Linked DNA regions of Mus musculus: region 1 is linked to region 2. A link is a loop called in an ENCODE intact Hi-C map of the cell type or tissue named here. Cell type or tissue: gastrocnemius. All regions are shown on one strand. Links, peaks and the distances in the headings refer to the core of each region. The heading gives the core; the rest is flanking DNA.

What was found. A loop is a pair of places that touch in the nucleus more often than their neighbours do. Peaks named below come from ENCODE experiments on the same cell type or tissue, not always from the same donor. Only the 100,000 strongest peaks of a DNase experiment are listed, where the experiment ranks them.
Region 1: a loop joins it to region 2, with 4 times the contacts of the local background. A loop is called at or near these places in 7 of 42 quality-filtered maps.

What each region holds. Positions count from the first base shown.
Region 1 is chr6:67,046,962-67,052,342 of GRCm38, forward strand. The region is part of intron 1 of E230016M11Rik (RIKEN cDNA E230016M11 gene); the gene reads left to right. Among named protein-coding and RNA genes, the nearest start is that of Gadd45a, 12 kb to the left of the region's middle. In gastrocnemius, for the core only: no CTCF peak of the experiment used is centred there; DNase peaks (open chromatin) are centred at 1,302 and 2,563; H3K27ac peaks cover 244 bases.
Region 2 is chr6:67,136,441-67,141,821 of GRCm38, forward strand. No RefSeq gene overlaps it. Among named protein-coding and RNA genes, the nearest start is that of A430010J10Rik, 19 kb to the right of the region's middle. In gastrocnemius, for the core only: CTCF peaks have their summits at 2,034 and 2,334; DNase peaks (open chromatin) are centred at 1,254, 2,031 and 2,326; H3K4me3 peaks cover 567 bases; H3K27ac peaks cover 3,104 bases.

The DNA.
Region 1 (5,381 bases), core at 215-5,214, 89 kb before region 2:
AAGAATAAAGGAAAGTTAGAGCAGTCTTTATTATAGTTTCAACGTTTACCCCTCTAACTTCAATGCTTTTAAGAAAGCAGTAAACCTTACGCTGTAAGATAACATTATCACACTGTAACTGTCCTGTTTGCACAATTCTGTGCTTCATAGACCATATCAGTGTGTGGCACAGTGATGGACGGTGTTTAACAACATTCTCATGATGACATATGATTTTCCCCATATGTTTTGGTTCAGCTCCTTATAAGACCCAGGAGTGAGCCCAGGAGTGAGAAGTAGTCTTGTTAATCCTTCTGACCACTAAACACAAAGGAGCCATGGATTTTTCTATGCACTTTTAGCTGGAGCCTCAAAATGGGGAACAAGCTGTCCTCTCTATTGTAGGCAGCCTCACTACAAACACATGAGAAGCTGCTTGTAGATGTATTTCATGCTTACATTTCATACCTGGTCTGTATTTAAGGAAGTTTTGAAGTGATGTTGTACAATTAGTATTCGTGTAGGTACTTTGTATGTATAGCCAACTATGATAAATCTAGTTTGATGTCCTTCCAAGGATGTGCATTAGGTAATATGTCCTGTAAGGCAGGTTATTTACTGGCTCTATTCCTCAGTTTTTTCATTTGCCAAATAGTTATTAAACCTAAAAAGAAAAAGAAAACCACAAGGCAGAATTTTCTCCAAAGACAAAATGGGCACACAGCAGAGCAGAGATGTAGCTAGAGTGGCCTAAAGGGAGTGGGGGGGGGGGGGCGGGGAGGGGGGGGCGGGGAAGCATAGGCTTCTACTCAGCATCCACTCACACACATGCATTCAGTGCAGCCGCAGCCCCTGAGATGCACAGTGAGCCCAGCTGGAAATAAGAAGGCTGCTCTCTAAGTCCACTCCAGCTCTAACATTTTGTACTTATTAATTTGTTATTCTATTATTTTCTGCAGTCACTGAAACACACCATCCCTTATCACCGCTGACAGAGAGAGGCAGACAGAGACAAAAAGACACACATACACAGAGAGACAGACACACAGACTGAGAAACAGACACAGTAACAGTGTTTTGGTCTTACAATTTAAATCTCCAAAGAATGGGTCTAAGAATTCAAAACACATTTTTTCACAGCTTTGATATTGAGTTTTCAAATTTTCCATTTCACCTCCAGAGTTCAGTTGAAGCTCTTACAGTTTGCTGAATTAACCTCAACACGTTGACTGCTTCCCAAATGCTATGGTATACAGCTTGGCACTGCATCCTAATAAACAGGCCACACCTGGGAACTGGTGGGAACTCAAACATTGGAGAACATCCACAACAGATGGCGAAACAACTGAGGCCAGGTGGGCTTCTTGTTTAATGACCATCTGGATTAAGTTCAGTTAATTTGGCATGTCTCTAATTATCCCTAGCAACTGGACCCTCTACTCTGTTTTAGAAGTTTAGGTTTATATACTACATATAAACTTATCATAACCAGCCCATCTGTGACCCAAAGCTATACACATGTGGCCTTGAATCCAGCCAGTTCTCAGGTTTTTTGATTGAGCTCTTAGCAACCTTCAAGGCAGTCCTCTCCAGTGCTCTGCCGCCTACTTTTCTCAGATTTGATGACATTTCTCCCTTGACTTTTTGCTAGGTTTTTTAATTAATAAAGAAAGCTTTTTAGACTAATGTAATATGCTTATTTGCACAGTATTCAAAACTCAAGAATGTCTAGATGCATGTAGTGGCAGATGCCTATAATTCCAGCACTAGGTAAGAATAACATTCTTTTTCTAGGGATAAAAATCATACAAATGATATTTAAGAAACAGCATTAACTGAAGTAATATGTCTGTTTAGTACTTTTATAGAACATGATAAAAAGTCATACATTGTTCATGATATGGTCCCATCTTTACAGTTTCTATTTTAACTATATTTGTTCTGATTTCTTTCATCTAAATAAAACACCATGTCTGTTTTCACTTTCTCTAACCTTTACACTGTCGTTGATGGTAACAAAAATACTAGACCTCCCAGTCCGCCCACTGTGATGAAAGCTTCCTCTGAATTTCAGTGCAGCCTTGGCTACAAGCAATATGCACAATCCTTCCTGGATGAAGTCAGCCCTCATGAAAGGAGATTGGACAATGGGAAATGATGTATTTCTGTGCGCTAAAGAGTTGGCCTTGCTGTTATGCAAATATTTCTCATCTGTGCCTCTTTATATACCAAACAATGACTTCCCCCAAATCCACTTTAGAATGGCTGTATGTTTTCTCTCATCCTCTGAAGGCTTCCTGTGTTTGTGAACTTTCAAACCAGCAACTGCAGCCTCAACATCTGGACCCTCCCTCCTTAGGGGACATTAATTAGCTGATAGTATCCAGTAACTAATAGAGGCCAGAGTAGAAAGGAAGAAAGGGTTGACATGGTTCAGGGATGTAGCAGTTGGCTGGCAGGCAGCACCTCACAACTGGCCATGGCTGACATGGATAATACTGTTGCTCCCAGAATTGAGCTGCAGTACCAGGAACATACTCCCCCCACCCGGCCTCACCCCCTCACCCCCACCCATCTGACACCCCTTGCCACTACCCTGTGCTTCTCTGCCGGAGGGCTGGGGGCCATTATCAACTCCCAGCTGTCATTTGATCTCCATCTGGCTGCTGTCATTAGAGATGCCTTTTATCGTTTGCCAGAAGTGTAAAGCTGAAGACGGTTCTGTTTCTCACAGATCTTTGCTTCTGGCCCTTGCTTTTCTACTTTTCAAATGATTCTGTCCAAATGTTTCCCATCATTGGCAAAAGAGGACTCACCAGAATATTTAACCACAAGTTATCACGCTTCTTGCTAAGTGAACCACACTTAATGTGTTAATGATCATGTGTGTGAGCACAGATGCATGTGGGTCACAGAGAGCATATTGACGTCAGTCTCTGGTCATCCTGTTTGAGACAGGATCTCTTGTTTGCAGCTGCATATGTCAGGTTAGCTGGTTCTGTGGATTCTTTGCCTACTTTAGAGATTTAGGGTTAGAGATTCTCACTACCACATCTGGCTTTACATGGGTTCTGAAGATGTGAATGCAGAAACTTACTCTTGAGCACTTTGTCCCCTGAGCCATTTTCCCAGTACTGGCAATGGGACTTTTAAAATAGAAGTTCTAATGTGATCTGTCACTTTGTTGACTTCAAATATAGTTTTCAATTTAGTGTGATTTTTAAATTTCATATATGTGAGCTTTGCTTGTATGAGCTCATGCTGTGTCATGTTTCTGAGGTTGTAGATCATGACAACCTAGTCATGCAATGATGCAGGTCTCCCCAAGTTAAAAAAATAAGTCCAACGAACCAGACTGGTTTTTTTTTAATAGTTTAACTATCTGAGGATGACAGAAGAGCAAATTCTGAGATGATACTTTATGTACTGCATCAAATAAATGTTCTACTCCCAGCCTAATGATTTACTGCTGTGATCTTCTGGTAGCTAGGATTCAGGTCTCAATCAAGGAAGCTCTTTAGGGAGTGATTTCACATTCTACATATGCTGCTGCAGAGAATGCTGGATATCATAGGCTCCAGACATCACCAAACAAATGTAGAACCCTTGTTCTATGTAGCAAACTAATCCTTTAGGAGATAATTATAAAGAATCTTTAAGTATGTTGTTAGTACACAGTTTATTTACAAAATTAAAACATAAAACTTTCTGTCCAACTCAATGCTATGTATGTATGTAGAAGTAATTAGGAAGACCACATGTTAAAATGTAAGCAGTGCTCCTTTGAGTGTAGAATCACAAGTTATGCTGGTTTTTTTTTCTTCACATTTTTTATTGATGTTTTCCCTAATAAACATATTTTACTTAAGACATTTTAAAGTGAGGCTAGAGAGATGTTCAGCAATTAAGAGCACTTGTTGATCTGGTAGAAGACTTGAGTTCAATTTGCAGCACCCACAAAGTGTCTCACAACTGTTTGTAACACCAGTTTCAGGGACCTGACACCCTCTTCTGGTCTCTGTGAACACTGCACACACATGATACACAGACAAATCACACATACATATAAAATAACAAATTAATTATTTCTTTGATTAAAATGTTTTTGAGGCAAAATTTATCTTCAATGAAGCACAAGATGCTTGTATAACCCAATAAAGATATAAGGCCAACACGAACAGGTTGGGAAAGGATTTTTACCAATCCTAAATCTGATAGGGGACTAATATCCAATATGTACAAAGAGATCAAGAAGCTGGACTCCAGAAATTCAAATAACCCCATTAAAAATGGGGTACAGAGCTAAACAAAGAATTCTCAACTGAGGAATACCGAATGACTGAGAAGCACCTGAAAAACTGTTCAACATCCTTAATCATCAGAGAAATGCAAATCAAAACAACTCTGAGATTCCACCCACCTCACACCAGTCAGAAAGGCTAAGATCAAAAATTCAGGTAACAGCAGATGCTGGCGAGGATGTGGAGAAAGAGGAACACTCTCCATTGCTGGTAGGATTGCAAGCTTGTACAACCACTCTGGAAGTCAGTCTGGAGGTTCCTCAGAAAATTGGACATAGTACTACCGGAAGATCCAGCAATACCTCTCCTGGGCATATATCCAGAAGATGTTCCAACTGGTAATAAGAACACATGCTCCAGTATATTCATAGCAGCCTTACTTATAATAGCCAAAAGCTGGAAAGAACCCAGATGTCCCTCAACAGAGGAATGGATACAGAAAATGTGGTACATTTACACAATGGAGTTCTACTCAGCTATTAAAAACAATGAATTTATGAAATTCTTGGACAAATGGATGTATCTGGAGGATATCATCCTTTGTGAGGTAACCCAATCACAAAAGAAGTCATTAGATATGCACTCACTGATAAGTGGATATTAGCCCAGAAATGTAGAACACCCAAGATACAATTTGCAAAACACAAGAAAATCAAGAAGAGGGAAGACCAGTGGGTGGATACTTTGTTCCTCCTTAGAATAGGGAACAAAATACCCATGAAAGGAGTTACAGAGACAAAGTCTGGAGCTAAGACTAAAGGATACTATCCAGAGACTACCCACCTGGGGATCCATCCCATAATCAGCCACCAAACCCAGACACTATTGCATATCCCAGCAAGATTTTGGTAAAGGGACCCTGGTATAGCTGTCTCGTATGAGGCTATGCCAATGCCTGGCAAATACAGAAGTGGATGCTCACAGTCATCTATAAGACGAAACACGGGCCCACAATGGAGAAGCTAGAGAAAGCACCCAAGGAGCCGAAGAGGTTTGCAACCCTATAGGTGGAACAACAATATGAACTAACCAGTACCCCCAGAGCTCGTGTCTCTAGCTGCATATGTAGCAGAAGATGGCCTGGTCAGCCATCACTGGGAA
Region 2 (5,381 bases), core at 81-5,080:
ATCTGCCAATCAATAAGTCTTTGGAATAAAGGACTTACTGGTTGGCTATTTGCCATGTACCCGATATTATCCCAGACACTGTATAGGGAATATTTCCAGCCTTTGGTTGGAGCAATAAGATGTGGAAAACAGAAGCAGGAACCAGTGCTATTGTACAATGTAGTGAGAGATAGGATGTCAGACAATAAGATCACTCAAATTTGAGGAAGAAGACAGGAACCTCTTCTAGAAGCAGGATTTAAACATGGGATGTTTGTGAGGACAAAGACAACAGTGGGCTTTCTTCTTAGCCTATGTGGAGAGTAATTCAGAACCACTTTTCAACTCCACAGACTTTCTCTACATCCTCCCCCTGTGCAGTGAGGCAGCCTGGGTTGGAGGAGAATGGAGAGAGATGGGGAAGGGTTGAGAGGACAGAGCAAGAGCAAGAAGGCAAGAAAGCAGCCCCTTTTATACTGAGTCAGGCAGACCTGGCTGTTGCCAGGTAACTGTGGGGTGGAGCTGAGACAAAATGCTAACAACCACCACCTATCCACTGAGTGACATTGGGATAGTCCCATACAGTCTCTGAGTCCATTGTCTTATTCTGTAAGATGGAAGTCAACTTCTCTGTTTGATGAACTGTTGTGAGACCAAATGAGTACGGGGGCGGCCCCACAGCTCAGCGATACTGAACCCTTTCTCTCCTTTAACCTTTTCTATGGTTCACCAAGCTGGTGAATCCTTCAGGCCTAAACAATGAAGAACAGGTTAGAAGACAGAGGATATCAAATCATGCGGAGTTTAGATCACTTGGTCTAGGCAGGGTACTGGATAAGGGAGCTGCTTCAAGCTGAAGGGAAGACACGGCTTCAGACAAAAATAGGAAAACAGTGCAAAACCTACATGACGGATCTCATGAGATTGTCATATAGAGTTTTGAGGGCTGCATCAGGGTTCTCTAGGAAGCCAATCTAAAGAGGGGGAGATAGCATCGTGCTCAGTTCTGTTGTAGTAAAATGAATGGGGAAAGATGAACTTGAGAGCAAATGGGGAGGAGTCTAGGTGATGATTAGCCATCTTTATTCCCAAGACAGCCGTGGCTACTGCAGGATTTTGGAGAACTAGAGGATATACCAATTTACTAGTTAGAGAGAGCTCTCTGTGACTGATAAGGTGCCTTACAGGCACTGAGTGCTGGTGGAGGTGCAGTTTTACTGCAGTCTAGGAGAGAGGACAAAGGTGAACCAGGAAGCCAGATGGCTCTCTTCTTCCGAGCTCCTCTTTAGCACAGCATGGCTTCTCATGGCCTTGTGACTGTGCCATGGAGCGTAATTGCCTCTCGTTTGCTTCTTTTCCTCTCTGCATTCCTGGACCAAGAAGAGTTCCTAGTTTCCACCTCTGTGTTCTGAGGACTATGAGAATAAGGAGTAAAGGATGAGGCTACAGCCTGTGGGCTGTTCATGATCCAAGAAGCCCTATAGGGCCCTTGCTTTCTCGCTTCCCCTTCTCTGGCTATAATCCTACCATGCAAACAAATGTTTCAGATGCTGTCTATATTGTTTTGTAAGCTGGCAAAATCTAAACCTTCCTCTTGTATGCTTACCAAGTAGAGCTTTAAGGAAGTAACAATCAGGGAAGGAAAGAAGAGCTGATGGAAGCCAGAGTCTACTTGTTCGGTTGTCTGCCCTCTCACTGTACAACAGGGGGAAAATTTAGAGAGCAGTTTCCTGGAGGTGAATTGCAGTGTGCAGAGATCCTCGGAAGCAGCAGCACGCTTCTCTCACTCTTCTACAACATCCCCCTTACTATTCTGGTGTATCTCTGTGGATACAGACAGGGAGGTTGTAGGCTCATCAGGGCACAAATGATCTTACCACCTGGCATGGTTGCAATTGTTTATAAAGTGATATGATTCCAGCCAGCACATAATAACCCAAGCTGGTACTGTGCCCTCTTCATGGCATCTGCCAGGAGCCTGCAAGCTTTGTGCTGCCAAAGGTCACCAAGAAACCAGCGTCCAGGGCTAGAGCCTCATGTGGCCCTGGAAGGAGCTGCATCTGAGAAGGGCTGGAACATGTGGGCAGAGAATCAAGCCAGCGAGGACTATGAGTCCCAGGGAGCACCTGTTCCCAGGGAGTAAATAATTCTCTGTCCTTGGGTCATGACTCCTGCCTGTCGCCGAGCCTTCCTTGTGGGCCGCCAGCCTGACACCAGCATACTGCGGGTGTTAGCTGTGCTTTGGAAAAAGAATCAAAGGTCCTGGTGGCTTTTACTCCCTACCCTGCTCAACGTTGCTCTCGGACTCCTATTTCACAGCTGCTGCCCAGGCTACACGGTGAACCTTACAAATATTTGGATGTGGCACCCCCTAGCCCGCACTGACAGAAGTTGGGTGACAGAGGCAGACAGCCTGAGATTGCACCGGGCTGCAATTCTGGGCGAACAGGTGTTGGCAGCTGCCACATCCCTTTCCCCCTGCCTCCTGCTCCACCCACTCTGCTCTCCTGTCTGTTTATAGTGTGTTTTCCTGGGACAACATTTGAAGTATGCTAAATATGGGCACCGTGGCTAGAGATGGAATGTCAGGCTCATTGTGTGGACGGAGAATTAGTGAGTTTATGACAGGGAGGACTAATTCTTGTGTTTGGAAAGGAATCAGAGACCCACAGTTACTCAGTTTTGAAAGTGCATCATCCACAGATGCTGAGGTAATATTGTGGTGGTTAAGAAGGACAGTTCTGGGAGCGCACAGGCCTGGGTGAGAAATGCAGTTTGGCTGCTGGCCTGCAGCAGGACCTTGGGTAAACTCTGGTGTCCTTGTTTGTTGCATTGGTCAGCTCCTTCAGATTTTTCTGATTGCTGGGAAGCCCATTAGACCATTTTTCAAGACACCATGACACACCGTGAGCACTTTCACCAGAGTGCTCCATTTTGAGTGTCTAAAAGTCCTAGTTTCTCCCAGGGAGCCTACTACGCAAGAGACAGACAGACAGACAGGACGCCACTCTGCACCATCATTCCTGGGACCTTCTCCACGTCACCTCTTTTTCTCTCTCTCAAGAGAGAGTCCTCCCTGCCATAGGTTAGAAGGTAAATGTTCTCTCCAGCACAGCCTGGCTAGTCAATCCCTGAGCTCTTTTGTCCCAAGTCACTCCACCTTCTGTCATTAGACCTTAAGCAATGCACAAATCTTTCCTCTAGCTGTCCCTTTCTATGCCCTGACTGCCAGTTCCTCCTCTTCACATTGGTCTAAACAGCACCTTTTCCAGGGTTTAGACTACCCTCCTACTGTCTCTCTGTTGTTGGTGTACCTATCTACATACATTTTCTTCATAATTTCGTAATAATTTGACACTAGGCCTGTGCCCTGTGAGCTCCCTTCAAGCAAGTATTATCTCGGTCTTTCTACCTTTCCCAGAGACATGAATAGCTAGCTCCTAAGGCAAACTCAGTGCTCAGTAAGTGTCTCCAGCCTGGACTCATGAAGGCAAAATGGTTGTCTTACACTTAACAATGCTAGTAGCTATGATTATTTGAGTGCTCATGATGGATCAGACACTGTATGTGGCTTTATTTAATCTCTCAACAGTTTCATCAGTTCTGACAAGTGGCAGATAGAAAAAAGCCTGAGGCTCAGAGAGTAACATTTTTTGAGTTCATACTAACGCTCTTGACCTCTGACTCTTAGCTCTAGTACAATAGGCATTTGATTGGTGCTAGCTGTTGCTTTGGGCTGATGTTGTGGGGGACAAGGACCAGACAAGGAGGGGAGCACTAGACATAGTGCCTCTTGTCGTCAGGCCCTTGAAGACCAGCTGTCACTAGAGTGTTTACAGGGACTGCCATATCCCTGTGTTATCATGGAAAGCTTCCTCTAACTCCAAGAGCTCATTTTCACACTCGCGCCTTCCAGCCTTCCTTATTCTCTCGGGGCAAGGTGAAGTCTGAGAAAGCAAAGGAATTACCTTCACCGAATTTCTTTGCTGATAAGACCCAGGGGAGTTTCCAGACACTTTCCTATGACTGTTCCAGCGGAGGACATGGCACGAAGAAGCTGTGACTCAACAGTGAAGAGCAGGGACTGCTGAAGGTTCCCGGGGAAAAAACGCAGTAGCTGCACAGCTTCATCTGGCTGAGGCAGGAAACCACAGGTGGCCAGGGGACAGGGTGGAGGATCTCGGGATGAGAGAGACACTTGGTGTGGAAAACTATGAATGGCCTTGGAGTCAGGTCATGGGGTAGAGTCCTGACATGGCTACTTACCCACAGTGTGACCACAGCTAGCCAGGTAAACTTCCTAAGATTGGGGCTCCTCCCTGCAGAGTGGAGCAGAAGAGAATAAGCCCGGAAGTGTTCAAGCACAGGTAACCCTGATAACAGTAGTATGAGGACAGGAGGGAGGGAAGGAAAAGGTATCGGTGAGGCCACACCCTTGCTGTGGCTCCCCAGGCTGGGCCCTGGCTCAGCAGTACAGAGTGATCCCTGGCCCTGGAAGTGTGAGGAGTGTTTTCTGCAGGTTGCTGTCTTCAGGAAGGGCTGGATTACTCCCCGAGCATTGTGTTTGCACCATGTGTGGTTTTGCTTTGGCAAGCTGGAAGTTCATGACTGGGATACTGACAAGGGGACTTTCCCTCCAGTGGTCAAGCTGGACTGGATGCCCCAGGGACTTGGGCTGTGGTGAATTTCCTCTAACCGTCTAGCACCGGGACTAATGAGCTCCATAGCCCAGCTGACACTTCCCCCTTCTTGCCATTTTCTTTAAGGAAATTTAAAAAAATATATGTTTACAAGAAAGGTGCTCTTATCACTCAACATCGTTTCTTCTCTGACTAAAGCACTAGGTGGCCTGACGTGTATGGCGATGGCTTGTTGTCAAGTCAGTAAGTCTACAAACCAGAGTGCCTGAGGACTGCATCTCACAGTCTTTCTGGGCAGACAGGCTTAGGGACTGAAGGTAAAGTCTTCAGAGGAGATGAGAGATCCAGCTAAACAGCTTTCAGTGCCATATCCAAGGTCACAGACAGATGAGACCCCCTTTGCCCTGGTGCTTTGCCTGGAACCCAGATTGGATGCCTTCTGCAAATATGGAGGGTAGTGGTTGGGTGCATACTCTCTGCCACACTCTCTGTGTTAAATATTGGTCTTGCACTTTTTATTTCCTCCCTGGGGTTTTGAATCCAGGACCTCTTATATGCTAAACAAATACTGCACCTCTGTGGGAACACAGGATATCGCGTTGCATTTAATCATCTTAAGTCAGGTGTCTTTGACTATGACAATTTCTTGGATTTTTTTTTTCTAACTTCTTTAGACTCTCACAGGCAGCCAGGGTCAAAGACATGGGAATCCACACACAGCCATCTGGGTTCAATTCTGGCCTCACTGCTTATATCTGTATT